Regions from separate parts of the Homo sapiens genome. Here region 2 is linked to region 1. Evidence: chromatin loops called from intact Hi-C (ENCODE). Cell type or tissue: natural killer cell. All regions are shown on one strand. Links, peaks and the distances in the headings refer to the core of each region. The heading gives the core; the rest is flanking DNA. Region 1 overlaps ATP11C (ATPase phospholipid transporting 11C (ATP11C blood group)). Region 2 overlaps ATP11C (ATPase phospholipid transporting 11C (ATP11C blood group)).

Region 1 (4,410 bases), core at 67-4,066:
TTTAATAAAATCAGCTACTGTTGGCAGGAATATGACATATTTAATTAGCCTGTTGGTCAAAATCTGCCAAAAGTTTTATTTTCCATGCTCATCTCCCTATTTCGCTTTAAAGGCTTTTTAAAAAATGTTTAAAAGATATCATAATGAGGCAGCAGAAAAAATAACTTCTCATTCCCACAGGAAATTTACAATTTAATAGGAAAAATAAAAACACACTCATAAAACTATCTTGAATTTTTACGAGTGTGTTCCAGAGGCTAAGGATGTCAAAACCACATCCAGGGAATTCTCTTTGGTTCAAATATACTGCTGGACAGACAGGGCTAGAAGCAACGCAGAGATTAAGCAGCACTATAATTAAAGGAAGGGGAAAGGTTTGAAAGAGGCAAATTGGTATTATCAACTGAAAAAAATCTGCAAACAGCCCACAGGGAAATTTCTAAGTTTAAAGCGAAAATGTTGGTGTGGAAATTCCTGGTGTGAAAATTCTAGGCTAAATACAAAATAAAATAATTTTTTCCTTTTAAAATTCCATATGGAGCATATGAGATACTCCATATGGATTGCCGAAGGTCACATAGAACACTATTAAGGAATCTACTTACCACCTGCATTGGATAACGAAGTTTTTACTATACTTTTTATGCAGAAGAGGAAATTAAGTGATGAACCTGTAAGGAGGGGTTTAACATGCTGTAACTAATGTAATTTTCTAAATCAGGTTTTTAGCTCATGGCAGATATTGAGGCCCCTTCCAAAAATCAGGTTGTAAGATAAACTTAGTTCTTACCCTGGCACTTCTTCTTCTTACATTCTTTAATACTATCAGAAGAATCTCAGGGAACAGGCTGATAAATATTAGAAGAATTATAGCCAACCATGTGGATACAGAAGACAGCATTTGGGCAAATACAAAATACATTCTCTGTTGCTTGAGAAAAGGCCTGCAGTGGAAAGAAAATACATGATGGAAAAACAAATCAATTCCTGTCATATGAAATGGACATTTAATTAAAATGTCGTTTGTATTTAAAAAGAATCTTCCTTACATACATTAATAAAAATAATTTTCTCTAGAATATCCCAAAGTAATAAACAAATTTCATTTACCAAATGTTTGGAAAAAAAGGAATGATAATCAAAGGAGAAAAAAGATAAAATGCATTTGACTTGAAGACAATCAGGCAATCAATTCTAAAGCTGCCAACTGGCGACTATTTATGTGCATTAGAAAATGCTGGTGCTTAAAAGATATTCAAGAGAAATGGTTCATTTTTATCCTAACAAGCATTTTATTTCCTCAGCTGTTTTATTAAGATGGGGATGGATTTGTGTTCTGTATTCAGAAATTCAAAAGACATTTTTATAACTCTCTCCCAATAAAAACACTATGTAAATATAAAAAGGACAGTAGAAGCTTATCATCTCTCTCAAATGGAAGGAATCTACCATTGTCATCCACAAATATATATTAACAGTATGTGCCAAATAGGTTGACACAGAGTAGAATATTGCTAATTGGACATTAAGCCTTAGAATCCAGAAATCCAGCAGGAACCCCCATTCTGGAGTTAGATTTCATTCTGAGTCATCCACTTCATTGTAAAGTGGCCATTGAGAAGCACAGCCTGTTTCCCTTCCCTTCTGTCTGAGCTGAACCACAGAGAGCCTCAGTAGGTGAAGCTATTGTTCTTTGAAGGTGAGGGGGAAGAAGTGGTTGCTTAAAGACAGGATGCACATCAGACTGCCCTAGGATTAAAGAGCTCCAGGTAGATAACCATGGCTCCTGTTTATTAGATGACACATCATGCTTCCTGAAGATAATTTGGTTTCTCATTTAAAAATTAATGTCTATGCACCCTTATGTAACATGATAAAACTGAGTTTGTGGCTCTACTTTTATGAAAATTAGATTGTGGAATAAAAGTGAGAACAGGAAGGTAGAAAAATTTATGAGGCCTAGGCTACACAGGCTTTCTGGGAAAAGTCTGCCACATGGAAAAGACTTCTGCAGAACTCTACCTCACTCAAATTCTGAAGAACACCTTGAATAATGTTCTAGGCAGTTAACTGAGCCATAACAGGGGCCCAGATGACAAATGGCAGCTAGTCACAGAGTGTTCCTTGGCATCATACCTTCTGACTAATGCATCCAGTTGTTTTTTGTTTTTTTTTTTTAACCTCCATGTCATCTATGGAGTTTTGTAGTAGGGCAGTAAAAAATAAACACTATTATTTCTGGATGTGGTTTGGGGCTCGGAAGTCATCATTCTCACTACCCAACCCCAAAGACGGGTGTGACTCAATGCCTCAGGGTAAAACATGTCTAGAGACATCAGTTGTGACCACATTCAGCTGAAGTTTCACATTGTTTCTAGTCACATTTTACTGGTTGCTTTATAAGTTTATATTCATGCAGTGGCTCAACTCTACTTAATGATAATACTTCAGGCAATAAAATAAAAAATAGATTAACATTTCATTTTTAGTAGCACTAATGAATAAACAGGTGTGACAATACCATAATCATTTACTGGATTTATTTTCATCAATAAGGAATAGTCTGTAGAAAGGGTTGGAAATGAGTTCGCTGGAAACATTTTATTTTTGTAGAAATTTTGCATAATTAGTTCAGATGCTGATTACATAGATTCATAGAATTATGGTACTCTGGGCAGACATACAATTGTATATGGTATGTTCTTAATCAACTTTGAATTATTTGTTATATTATTAAAGAAAATAGAGACTTCTTCCAGCTTCATTGCTCTCAATTACCTATAGAGGTACCAAATATATGCTGTAATTATACTTTTTAAAGCTGGTACTTCCTTAAATGATTAGGTTTCTCATATTTTTATTTCTTAAGGTTTTTATTTTTAAAAAGCTTTTCAAAATAGAGTTTCTTCTAATTAAGACTCAAGGGACATAAACATAAGCCTCACATCTCTGTGATAAAATAGAATCATTTTGTATGTAAGATTTTGCTCAAAGCAATGAAAATATGTACTCCTGAAATCTTACACTATGGCTTGCTCTAGCCATGCTCTCTGCTGCTGGCATCCTTGTCAGGGGAAGCCATTCACTAAAAAAAACAACTCTGACATTTAAAAATAAAATATATGTTTTTGGGAGTAAAGAAAGGAGATGCAAATATATAACTCTCCCAATCACAGCTTATGTGTCCCTCACTGGACTCTATTCTCCTTGAGTACAGTCTAGTCATCTCTCTAACCCATAGAGTCTCAAGCACAAAACTGATTCTGAACAAACATCTATCTACTGAACCAAGATGAACTAAATGAACTTTAAAGACAAGCTGCAGAGTCTGCCTTTCTACATCTTCCCTCCTCCACCAAAACAGTAAGATGACAATTTCAAAATACAACCCTCTGAATTATTAAGTTGTATATATCCTATACCCTGAGCACACCTGTAGTAACATGAATCATGGTTATATACTATCAAGAGAAAATAAGGGTCCAAATGGACAATAATGTATCTGTTGGTCAATATATCAGGTAGAAACTTCACAGGATGAGTATTTCCTCTGAAAATCACGAGAGGTTGTGCTGAAAACTATAGTTTCACTAGAGAGATGTTTACAACACCTTCAAACAGACAGAAGCTACCAAAGGGAGGTCTTCTGAGTGACTTGTGCAGTCTATATATGTGTATTTAAAATCTTACCTGAAATTAGTAGCACTACCAGCTAACAAATAACCTTCAGGCCATTAATATTAAAGACGTGTCATCTTATATAATTAAAATTTTTAAAGTATAATGAATGCTTACATATATAGTGTACATACACATGTATCTACTTTGCTATTTACATATTGCTCACACATGTACAATTGCTTACCAAATAATTCCTCCCCAGAAGAATGAGAAAAATACATAGAAGGCTAAAGAACCCCAAATCACAAAGTGATTTATCCACGTCCAGAATCGGGTATCCAAGGCAAGCTGAAAAGATACAACACAAAAGATTTCACGACGGTTACGAATTGCACCAGGCAATACGCTATAGTATCTGATAACTAGTACACAATGATACCTATGAAAGGATCTAGCTTGGGCCAGGGATCCAGAGAAGAGGGGAACTAAACAGAACCCAGGTTTTTCAAAGAACAAGGGTGAGAAAGCTGAGCTCTGCCCTAAGGCCTCTAAACTGGCGTACAGGCTGGAGGTGTGATCAGGCTAAGTAGCTAGTAGGTGTAGGGCTGCAGATATCTCAGTACTGGGGAATGGGCAAGGAATGAAGTAATGGTAATATCTAGGAGGCCCAAGCCCCAAGTCCTCAGGCAATGGCAGCCAGGAAGATGATGGCAAAAGGAGACCTAGCTGGTGGGGGCAGATAAGCTGAAAAGAAGTAGGAGAGGGAAGGGGTAGCTAGGAAGGGTAGAC
Region 2 (4,410 bases), core at 229-4,228, 56 kb after region 1:
TTTTCTCACACACATATACATATGTATTTCCATGTCAAGAATATAGATTTACATAATAACTTTTATGGGTTAATTAGTATTTCATTGAATATAATTTCTAAAAAAAGAAAAAAGATTTTCTTTTCCTATCTCTTAGTGAGACAACTGCTGTAGGGTAGAAAAGGCTCTGAAGTATATGTTGAACATGTGAAATGATCTATTTTGTAGATCAAAAATTACCAATGGTTCAACTTAATGGAACACTTGGACTCCATCTTGGCTCCACCACCTACTAACTTTGTGACCTTAGGAAAATCTCTTTATCTCTATGAACTTCAAATATTAACCTTAACGATACCTGCTGCACAAGAATGTAAAGATTAAAAAATAAAGCTCAATAATAATGATCTATAACCTAAAAGGTGCTATATACATGGTGACTGTCACTGATGTTGACTTCACCAAAATCAAAGAACACCAGACTCTTTGCACTGCCCCACATCTTTTCTGATTGATTATGATCACATTGCTATAGTTAGGTCTGATGTGTGTGTCTCCCCAGTGATATTTTTAAAAACTTGAGGGTTTCTTGTTTACTTCATAATAATACCTAGCACACACACACATCCCAGACAGTAAAAGGTGAATAACAGCTACTGGCTTAAATTATTGGAATCAGAATATATACTCACACTATAAAGTTCCACCATTAGGCAGAGCCGCAAGATGGGAAGGCGACACAAAGAAGAGTAGCCCCACGGGTTTTTCAATATGGATTACAATCATTTGGTTGTCTAAAAGATTGATGTCTAATCATAAAAGACTGCATTATTTTCCAACTGAGCTGAGCAGTCTACTTCCTTTTGTTTCTCATGTCAAGCACTGTTCTAAACATATCTTTCTATTCTTAATCCCAGTGTGGGTCACATTAAAAGAGGTTAAGCAAATGCTTGCAATGGTATGAACAGGAATTAAATGACATTGCCTTTAGTAACATAAAAAGTTACACAGATCTTAAATTTGACTCAACAAAGAAAAAACAGGTTACACTTAATTTTGTGTGTACTGGTTTACTGAATACTAAATGGCCTAAGAAACCATTTCAAGACTTCTTTGCACTTTCATTTAGGTCGTTTCTATACATGCAAACTGATAACAATGGCAAGTTGCTTATACACTGTATTAATTGAAGTGATGGTCTGGCTATTAACTTGATTTGACTAAATGACAACCACAGCTAGAAATGCAAGGTTTGGTGGGAGAAAGGAGTGGTGACTAAAAGGAAGACTGCAGCTTCTTTTCACTCATCAAATTTACTAGATCATTACCCAAAGCTCTACTTTACTTTCTGCAGTATTAACATAGTCTAGATGATAAGAAGACTGCATTCCCATAGGTAATATGGAATCTGCTGAAATGAAGATCTGAAAGAGGTAAGAGTCTCATCAAATGGAACCTGACCCGGGCATCTTATCTGTTTTTAGTGAACATTAAGTGTCATATTCGGAATGATGGCTATTCTATTTGTAATAGTAGTTGAGGCTAGCCCCAAGCTAGTCATGCTCAACCTTGAGTAGGTTAACACATACAGCCAGGCACTAAATCCAGAACAGGCAGATTTGCTCAGCATCTAGAATGAACCACTAAATTAACTGTCAGGGAAAGGTTCACTTAAGGTGGCTTGTATACTCAAAATTTTTTCTCATGCACTCTGCAAATTGATGCCTTTTATTGAGATTAGAGCAGTTCTACTCAGATAGCTCTAACCCTGGATGAAAACTTCTGGCCTAAAAGACAATGGTCAGGTACGGCAGCCCACATTGTCAACAAAATAACCTTGTGGGAACAATATCCAAAGGAAAAGCCCTATTCTTAGTGCCTTGGTATCTACACAGGATGTAGACTCCATGGTTTCAGATACTGGTGTCCTGAAGTCAAGTCTAAACAAAATGGTATCTGGAGAGTCCTTTCTACCTTTCAACTGCAGTTGTCATGTGGGTACTTTGATTTAGGCAAAGACTATATCAAGAGTAGAAACAGAAAGCATGGACTGCGGAGAGGCCTAAAGCCAGGAAGTAAGAGTTTTGAGGTGTGAATGCAAATCAGCCCCATTTAAACAAGTGTGAGGCTCTGCTCCAGCCACACAGTTTCATTAACTGAATTTGGAAACTCCCAGTCACAAAAATGACATTTCCACAGTCTTGACATTCTAAATGTCATGAGAATAAAATGCAAGCCAAAAAATTCCTTCAGCTCACAAAGATCATTACATGACACAGAGTAAAATAAAAAAAAGGGGAAAACTTTCTCGATACTATTAAGAAAAGCACCTAAGAAATCATCACTTGAAGAATTACAGCCAGACTGTGTTGCACTGGAAAATAAATGCACCTGGGTTAGAATGGGGTCACAGTCTGGGTTACATTGGTATATAAAGAAGAATGCATTTTGAGGAGTACATGCCCTCACGTTTTCCCTTCATTGAAATTCTTGTACTGGAATAAATAACTCTGCTTGTTAGGTCTATATTCTACCTGATCAGAAATGTACCAAGAAAATGTCAATAGGACAACTCTGGTCAATTTTGCTTATGGAACAAAATACACTTATAAAAGAGCCATATTTGCTACCCCATATTCTATCCACAAATGGTTATAGATGGTGATGAAGACTGTTTCCTGTTCCAAAGCAATAGCTAATAATGTAACATCACCCAGTTCCAAGGAGAATTTCAGTAACGTTCAAATTTAATACATAAATTGTATCCTTCTCAAAAATGCCAGCAAAAGAACTGATGCTGTAACTATGAAAACACTGCTTACCTTCATTACATGCCTGCATTAAAGAATTTTCTCTGAATCACTTTTCCAAATGTGACATGGTCACATATATTGGTAATCCAGACTACACAAAAAGATATTTTCACTACGTTGACAAATTATTTTAAGTAAAACAATGCTCTAACCTGACCAAGTTCTTCATTAAGGTCTGATGTGTTAACCAGGGCTCCTTCATTAATTTCTTCATCATAAAAGTCCTTATCCCATGAGATGAAGAAGGAGCCCAAGAATTTCTGCATTTCTACTGTGACGTACATGGAGACAGGAATGATAAAGTTGAATAGAACCATAAATGATAGGAAGTCGGTGAACATTTTTAAAACCTAAAATAAAAGAGATAGTTCATGCTAATTAGACATACAATTTCATCAGACCAATATAATATAAAGGAAGAATTAATTTCATCTTTATTTCAATGCTGAAAACACTGCTCTTGCTATAAAGATGGAACTTCCTAATAACACTACATCACTGTAGTCAAAATTATCACAGTATGTGAGAACATTTAAGAACACTCTCAATTTTATCATTATTCTTCAGTATATACTACTTCTGTCAGTACTTTTTCACTTCTTTAAGTTCTCTTTGCTCACTCCACCCTAAGATAGGAATGTGAGATCAAAGTTCATATGTAAGGCATTCATTATGCTTTTATCGTGACATTTCACATACTCCTATTACATTAAAATGTCAAAGCATCTTGCCAAATTGTTTCACCTTAAATTCTTATATAAAGAGCTAAAAACAAGCATAGATGCCTAAAGTAAAAGAAAAAAAACTCTTTTTTTCTTTTCTTTTTCTTTCTTTTACAATAAAGAAAATAAAAGTTTTTTTTACAAAAAAAACTTTGTTTTTCTTTTTCTTTCTTTTACAATAAATCTTCTTAAATATTTATTGGCTTAGAGCCACCATGTAATCGAGAGAAAATTCAGAAGCTAACAAAAGGTGCCGTTTCCCTGAGCAGCATTTCAGTGAAGGTTGGCTCAGTCACAAAAAATAGTTTCAATTTTCAGCAGAAAACAAATTACCTTCAAGGTCTCTCGCTCTTTCTGAGTCTTTTGGTTATACCAAGGTTCATCATTGTATGGGGTACTTTGCCAAACATACTTTAGAGTAGTGCATACTGCAGCTTTGGTCAGTAAGATAAATAAATATACAATCAGGAAAGCATTAATAGATCTGAAAAATAAGATAGCATGGATTTTAAAACCAAAGACATCAGTCAGATATGAATTAAACTACTGAGTCATCTAAAGCTTTTTCTGTGTACGACGCGTAACTACAGCACAAGCCTTTGTGTATTAACCTCAGTTATCATAGCTGCAGCATTACTTTCAAGTGGCAAAATGGAAAAGCTGGCCATGAACTGTTTATTGACCACCAATGCTCCCCCAAGTGCAATGGCTGACTAGCTGAACACACCTTATTAAGGTTCCTGTAAAGTGACAGGAGAGGTACACACATGCACACATACACACACCATTACTTACTCAACCCTTATAGAAAGAGTATCTTGTCTCCATTTCCCTGAATCCTAAATGTTTGGGGTAGAGGGCACGGTAGCAATGTGAAATCCTCAAGCTCGGTGTAG

The links. Peaks named below come from ENCODE experiments on the same cell type or tissue, not always from the same donor. Only the 100,000 strongest peaks of a DNase experiment are listed, where the experiment ranks them.
Region 2: it touches region 1 in a loop (2.2-fold over the local background); 4 of 110 quality-filtered maps call a loop at or near these places.

Annotation. Positions count from the first base shown.
Region 1 is chrX:139,737,126-139,741,535 of GRCh38, forward strand. ATP11C (ATPase phospholipid transporting 11C (ATP11C blood group)) reads right to left here. Exons shown (of 30, transcript NM_001353812.2): 27 at 3,866-3,969; 28 at 791-944. Among named protein-coding and RNA genes, the nearest start is that of MCF2, 31 kb to the left of the region's middle. RefSeq lists a silencer at 1,485-1,779. In natural killer cell, for the core only: no CTCF peak of the experiment used is centred there; a DNase peak (open chromatin) is centred at 2,286; H3K27ac peaks cover 790 bases.
Region 2 is chrX:139,793,329-139,797,738 of GRCh38, forward strand. It overlaps ATP11C (ATPase phospholipid transporting 11C (ATP11C blood group)), which reads right to left. Exons shown (of 30, transcript NM_001353812.2): 11 at 3,848-3,998; 12 at 2,945-3,142. Among named protein-coding and RNA genes, the nearest start is that of MCF2, 87 kb to the left of the region's middle. In natural killer cell, for the core only: no CTCF peak of the experiment used is centred there; a DNase peak (open chromatin) is centred at 2,073; H3K27ac peaks cover 1,233 bases.